Linked DNA regions of Homo sapiens: region 2 is linked to region 1. The links are chromatin contacts, found by Hi-C or POLR2A ChIA-PET in ENCODE. All regions are on one chromosome and are shown on one strand. The core of a region is the stretch at or near the end of the contact, and the rest is flanking DNA. Distances in the headings are between cores, read along the strand shown. Region 1 overlaps RIN2 (Ras and Rab interactor 2). Region 2 overlaps RIN2 (Ras and Rab interactor 2).

What was found. A loop is a pair of places that touch in the nucleus more often than their neighbours do. ChIA-PET counts read pairs that join two places held with the same protein, here RNA polymerase II (POLR2A). Pooled maps may share reads with other maps.
Region 2: a loop to region 1 is called in a map of Caco-2, with 2.1 times the contacts of the local background. The contact joins two enhancer-like sites. A Hi-C loop is called at or near these places in 4 of 168 maps with a recorded cell type or tissue (Caco-2, PC-9, gastrocnemius medialis and 1 more) and 2 of 50 pooled maps. POLR2A ChIA-PET finds 5 or more read pairs at or near these places in 8 of 52 experiments (GM12878, HEK293, HepG2 and 5 more).

The regions. Positions count from the first base shown.
Region 1 is chr20:19,878,537-19,882,095 of GRCh38, reverse strand. All of the region lies in intron 2 of RIN2 (Ras and Rab interactor 2), which reads right to left. Among named protein-coding and RNA genes, the nearest start is that of RIN2, 120 kb to the right of the region's middle. Within about 2 kb of position 1,560, at least 6 of the 41 ENCODE cell types and tissues checked have a DNase peak (open chromatin) inside an H3K27ac peak, as active enhancers do.
Region 2 is chr20:19,916,594-19,920,152 of GRCh38, reverse strand. The region is part of intron 3 of RIN2 (Ras and Rab interactor 2); the gene reads right to left. Among named protein-coding and RNA genes, the nearest start is that of NAA20, 99 kb to the left of the region's middle. Within about 2 kb of position 2,004, at least 10 of the 41 ENCODE cell types and tissues checked have a DNase peak (open chromatin) inside an H3K27ac peak, as active enhancers do.

The sequences.
Region 1 (3,559 bases), core at 311-2,810:
CTCAGACCAAGTTTTTTTCACTTTCCAAAATTACAAGCAAGATAAAATTCATCAATTTATGTTTGGATCTATCACAAATTCTGTTGAGTGCATCTTCACCCATTTCATTCTGAAATGGCTACAATACCAGTGATTTTGTAATTCTTAGACAGTCAATAATGAAAGTAGAAGCAATTCCACAGAAACTCTAGGAATATTCTTTGGCCCAGCAATGGAGTATTGAAATTCTAAACACAATACTCTTTATTCTTACAATGTTTTTTGTTTTGTTTACTAACAGCCTATGTCATTAGTGGAGTAAAGAACATAAACAAAGTCCACAGGGTTACATGAAAATGTCCTGAGTCTATTAGCCAGGTGTGGTGGTGCATGCCTGTAATTCCAGCTGCTACTCAGGAGGCTAAAGAGGGAGGATCTCTTGAGTCCAGGAGATTGAGGCTGTGGTGAGCTCTGATTGCAGCACTGCACTCCAGACTGGGTGACTCTGTGAGGGGCTCTGTCTCTTTTAAAAAATAAATAAATAAAATACAATGTTTTGGGTCGAAATGTCATGACAACCAGTGCTATGAAGGAAAAAGAGAGGAACATCATCCCTATATAATAAATTAGCCTCTAGGATACATCTTGCCTGGAATCTCATGTACTAATTTGCTTCTTTTCCTTCATTTTGACCATGTATATGCTGATGTCTTTCCAAACTTTCCCCTTCACCATCAGGGTGTTTACCCTTCCCTTTAGTTAGTGATGCGCAGGGAAATGTTTAACAACTGGCTTTCTGGGAAATAAAAGCCCCGGGTTTTAGCATTTGCCTATTTTGTGGTGTAAATACTCCCATCATGGCTGGTTTCAAGCTACCAGTGTGACATCAACAGACTTGGAAAGTTCATGAAATTTTAACAATCAGCTCTAGTGAGCAGGGAGAACCAATTCCAGGTCACCACTATATTTAATTCACTAATTCTAAACCACAAGGTCTCTGAAGAGGTGGCTTTTATTTGATTCTTCATACACTTAAGTAATAAAAGATAGCAAAAGTAAGAAACTAGATCTCTAGACTGAAACCAGTGCTTTATCCATGAAACCACATTATTTGTCACTAGTAGGACACGAAATATTTCTGGCTCTCATCTTAACCAAGTAAAATGCTGCCATCGGGAATAGTTAAAGGAAGCCATATGTTCGGTCTGTTATTTTAGACTTAGTGGGTTCCATTTCTATGGAGGTTGAAGAGAGAAGAAGAAAAGATCTTCCTTTATGGAACCAGACATTAGAGATCTCATCTGCTTGTTCACAGTGGTGTCTTTAATACCTTACGTGCTGCCTGGTACGTATGTGCTCAGTAAATGTTTGCCGAATGAGTAAGTGCATAGGATTTTACAAGGAAGTCATCTAGGCTAAAGAGAAGGGTTTTTAAAGAATGACTTTCTCGGCTAGGTGCAGCAGCTCACATCTATAATCTCAGCATTTTGGGAGGCCAAGGCAGAAGGATCTCTTGAGCCCAGCAGCACAGCAAAACCTCATCTCTACAGAAAATTAGCTGGGCATGGTGGCATGTATCTGTGGTCCCAGCCACTCAGGAGGATGATGTGGAAGAATCGCTTGAGCCTGGAAGGTCAAGGCTGCATTAATCATGCAACTGCACTCCTGCTTGGGTAACAGAGTGAGACGCTGTCTCAGAAAAAAAAAAAAAAAAAAAAAAAAAAGAATGACTTCCTCTAAAGCATAAGATGATAGGAAGAGCCATGCTTATCTTTAAGAATTCCTAGGACAGATAAACGCCAGCAACACACATACCATGCTGTTGACCCACAAAACATGCTGGAAATTTTTTTTTTTTTTTTTTTTAAGACAGAGTCTCACTCTGTTGCCCAGGATGGAGTACAGTGGCATGATCTCGGCTCACTGCAATCTCCACCTTCCTGGTTCATCAATTGTCTTGCTGCCTCAGTTACCTGAGTAGCTGAGATCACAGGTGTGCACCACCATGCCCAGCTAATTTTTGTAATTTTGTTAGAGACAGAGTTTCACCATGTTGGCCAGGCTGGTCTTGAACTCCTGGCCTCAAGTGATCCGACCGCCTTGGCCTCCCAAAGTGCTGGGATGGCATGAGCCACTGCAACCGGTCTGGAAAAAAATACATATTTTTTGATACCACTTTGAAATACCAAAGAAATGAAAGAGTTTAGGGAGTCCATGTGTTCTCTCTGTGGTTGGATTTTTCTTACAGAGTTCTATGATCTGAAGATCTTTCCTCTCTCTATAGCATACAAACCTACTTTATTCTCTACAAGTCCACTAGCCAATCATGTTTCTCAGCCCTTTCATTTTTGCACAAATTGGAATTCTAGAGAAGTCTCCGGGTGTTTGTCCAAGTCAACACATCAGCATTGAAGATCACACAATGAAAAAAGTCCACGGAAACACGTGCTAAACTCCCAGTGAAATATATCGACCAGTGAAGCAAATTGACCACGCTGTGTGTTTGTGCATGTCTTTGCATCCATGTGTTGTAGGATTAGAGCCTTAAAATTTCCATGCTTTCTCTTAGGAAGTGGGCCGGAGAACAGATAGCCTCCTCTGAAGAATGTCTTCCTTGTAAGCCCACGGATTCCATGTGGACAGTCAGCGGAAGCACAGTGTCTAATATCAAAATAACAACATACCATGACACCTTCTAAACATAGTAAATGTGCCGATAACAGGTATTAATATTTAATACCATCACACAACCAGACTCCAGAAATTAGCAAGGGAAAAGCATAAAGAAAGTAACAGTTCTCCAAAATAACTTAGTATTTTGTGTGTCTATGAAAGAGTCATAAAAATCCATGTAATGCTCTCAGAGATATCTGTTGCCATCACCAGAAAGGTGGTTTTGGTGGCAGCAATTGTGCCTCAGAAGTTCAGGCATGTTTAAAAGTCTGTCTTGGCTGACCAATGGCATTCATGTCTTTTGTTAGGAGTGACAAGGACATAGGATATTTCACAAATCCAGTTTCCTATTATTCAGTTTTGCACTATTTGCAACTACCAAATAATTTCTGCTAGGCTCTGCAGGTTCTCTGAAGCTTAGGGTTTTCCTCTCAATGTTCTACCTCACCCCATCCTCTTGTTCAGACGTCTGACTCCTTCCTCTGGCAGTGGGGCCAGACAGGGCAGGTGTGGTTAGCATGGAGCCCAAGGTACAGGGGAGGAAGCAGGATTACCTCTTATCCATTGAGACTATTTGAGGGTGGGTACAAACTCATGTCCAAGAGAGACTGCTTTGAGTCATAATGATAGCAAAAGAATTAGATTATGGAAAACAGTAAAGCACGGAGGGTCGAGTGGGCCCATGGATGGATGGTCTGAGTTGACAGTAGAGACAGCATCATTGCCTGTGTCTGGGTTTTCGTGCCACCCATGAGGATGCTGGGTGGACACTGGCATTTTCAGGGACTGAGGCAAGAGGACAGATGGAAGTTCACTTATACTTTATGTCTGAATATTAAAAAAATTATACATCAAGAGAACAAACTGTTAACTAAAGTATGTTCTATTCTCCTACCACGACAAATGT
Region 2 (3,559 bases), core at 755-3,254, 38 kb before region 1:
GGCTAATTTTTTTTGTATTTTTAGTAGAGACGGGGTTTCACCGTGTTAGCCAGGATGGTCTTGATCTTCTGACCTTGTGATCTGCCCGCCTCGGCCTCCCAAAGTGCTGGGATTACAGGCGTGAGCCACTGCGCCCGGCCTGGGATGACGTTCTTTCTAAGAGTGGTCACTAAGGCTTTCGGCAGCCCCAGTTAGTTTTAGCATTGGTGTTTTCAGTTAGATCTTGCATCTTTTGCTTAATATTTTTAAGATGTGTTTATAGAGTACTTATTAAGCATCAGGCTTTGGGTCTACAATAGGGAAGAAAAATACATAATGTGCACTTTCACATTTTTATTTATTTTATTTTTTATTTTCTGAGCTCTGTTGTCCAGGCTGGAGTGCAGTGGCATGATCTCGGCTCACTGCAGCCTCCACCTTCTGGGTTCAAGCAATCCTTCTGCCTCAACCTCCCAAGTAGCTAGGATTACAGGTGTATGCCACCACGCCTGGCTAATTTTTGTATTTATAGTAGAGACGGGGTTTCACCATGTTGGCCAGGCTGGTCTTGAACTCCTGAGCTCAAGTGATCTGCCCGCCTTGATCTCCCAAGGTACGGGGATTATGGTGTGAGCCACTGCACCTGGCCACAAATTTAAGATACTATTAATGATAACACACACTCTTATTTTATATAGTATCAAGAAAAAGAGCCCTGCCACTTTTATACACCATTGACTACAGGATATAAATGATTTCAGGGATAACATTTTGAAAATCTTATAACTGAAATGTGCTGACTTATGTCTTCATAGAGCTCAGGTTGAAGGGGCCTGCAGGTGTATAGGTCAAATATTAGTGACTTGTTTGGTTGCATTGTTAGTGACAAACATGCTGTGTGGGGACCAGCATCCTGGAATTTACAAAATAGAAACTGGCAGATGACCGGCAGGCCTTCCAGCATCCTGAGCTCTCCCTAAAACCCTCTCTGGATATAACCGGGACTCTCGCACGGCATCTGTCATCCCCCAGCTGGAAGGCTGACAAGAGCAGATTCCCACATGGCAAACAGTTGCTCCACCTCAGCTTCCTGGGGAAACACAAAGCCTGGAGCCCACTCCATGAGAAGTGAGAGCAACAATTCACTGCGGGGCCTTCCAGCCTCCCAGCCTTCAGAGAAACTCCATTGGAGAGTAGCTTGAGTAGATTTGCCGTGAATATCAACCTTGTTCTCCCACACATAGTTCAGCCACCAAAGGCTGTTCTTACAGCAAATATAACTATGCCAACTTCAATAAAGCACAAAATATTCCCTTGCAAAGGCATACTTGGGCTCTGCGTAACACATCTACCTAAGTGTCATCCCAGATGTCATTTTGTATTTTGTCTGATTTTTTTTTTTTTTTTAATTAAGGCCCAGACTCCGTAAAGTCAGATGCTAACTTCTGGAAGGTCTGTAAATTGCAAATGATGTTTGTCCAGTAGAAAAGAGAACCCCAGAGGTTTTAATTGTATTGCCTTTTATGTCTTTAGCCAGGTTTGTATTGGGTTGTACCTTTTGAAGTTGAGTTGTTTGAAGGTCAAAAAGTGGTTGAATGCTGACAATAGCAAGCTTATCTCTAACCTTCAAAGGTAGATATGCAAAAGTGGCTCATAGTAGATGACAAAGTTCGTTTAAGGTGTTATTCTTTTGCCCACTGAGTCTTTCCCAATCTTTGCCCCATTTGGAGCCAGCTTTAATGTCCTGTTGATCTCATTAATGAGTTAAATCAATCTTTGACACACACACACACACACACACACACACACACACACACACAATGTATTTGTATGAGAGTCACGTTTTTTCGTTTTTTGAAAATTATCCCTGAAGTTTACAGCTATCCATCTAAGCTATGGGACCTTGGCCTTGGGTGGGAGGTTGCTTAACCTTTCTGGCCTTTGGTTTCCTTAAGCTTAAAATAGACGAGCAGGTTTCCAGTGCCTCTTCTGGCTCTAACTTGGTGTCCCCCCAGCTGTCCCACTTTGCCTTTCCGGAATGCACTGGCGTGGGTGTCACAGTCACATTCACTTCCCTTTTACCATTTCTGGCTTCTTACCACTTGTCTTCACTGGGTTTTCTACAAGCACTAGAGAAAAAAGATGACTTGCTCTTTCTAGAAGACAATCTGAATGTGTATATCAACATTAAAGTATGAAAACTGTTGGATTCAGCATTTCTACTTCTAGGAATTGACCCAAAGAAATAATCAGATACATGTAAAAGAATGCTTTGGGCAATATCATTTATGATAGTGAACAGGGGAAAAAGTGCTAAATGTCAAACAGCTGTGGACTGGGTAAATAAAGTGTGTACCCCAATATGATGGAATGCTATTCCGCCTTTAAAAGGCGATTCCGCCTTTAAAACATATTTCTTGAGATGTACAGTATATATCGATATATTGTATGTCAATATATCAATATAGTGATATGTTATTAAGTGGAAATAAACAAGTTGTGAAAAGTATGTGTTCTCTGAGCTCACTTAAGTAATAGTTGTGGCTGCACTTATGTATGGATTTACATAATATAGTCGAATCACAGACAGAACAAAAATCTGAATGCATTAGTGTCAAGATGCTCACTGGCTTCATTCCCGAGTGGAGTGATTAGAGGTGGTACAATTTAGGTCTCTTTTCTTCTTTACACTTTTTAAATTTCACAGTAAAAATAACTATTATCATTTTAGGAAAAATAGAAGAAAAAGAATAATTTGATGGATGGAATTAACAGAGAGCCTGGAATTGGCAGCAGAGCAATCAGACAAGTTTCCTCTGGAGCTCCTGGGCTCAGCCATTTAGTACTCTGGACAGGTGCTTACATTTGCCATATGGAAGGCTGGCAACAGATCACTTGGTTGGTGCAATTCTTGGTAAAACAAAGGAAATAAGGCATTCGGTGGATGACCGTGGCACAGCTATTTAATTATGTTCCTCACTCCTGGGCCCTCTCCCTCCCTGAAGCTGGGGCTTTGCCATTTGGAGTCGTACCTTACCCACTCCGCCTGCCTTTTTTTTTTTTAAATTTTTTAAATATCTGCTTAATTACACAGCAGGGGCTGACTTCAATTGGAATGGAAGTCACTTTTCATTCTAAAACATTAGCTATGTGTCAGGTGGTTTTCACTTTTTCTCGTTGTAAACTCTGAGTTGTACTTTTCCTGCGCCCACTGCTTCTATGCCACTGTCTCCAGATGCCTATGAATTTCAAATGCACAGATGGAGCCAGGATCTGTATATCAAGCAGCATCTCCCCAAGTGGTTTCCACCCAACACAAGCAGTGTAGGATGTGAACAGGCACGATTTCAATACAAACACTACTGCTCGAACAACAGTGGAAGCACATTAAACATTCGATAAAATGAGGTCACTGAAGACTCCTCAGAACTTTTCAGATGCTGATGTCCAGGGTTGGTCTCCAGGGAGTGAATAAAGTATGCGGGGTTCCCCAAACCTACTGGCTTTAGGGCTTTCTGTTGATGATCATTTCTGGGGAGCAGTGGTCTGCAAAACTCTTTATTTTTTATTTTTTGGACAG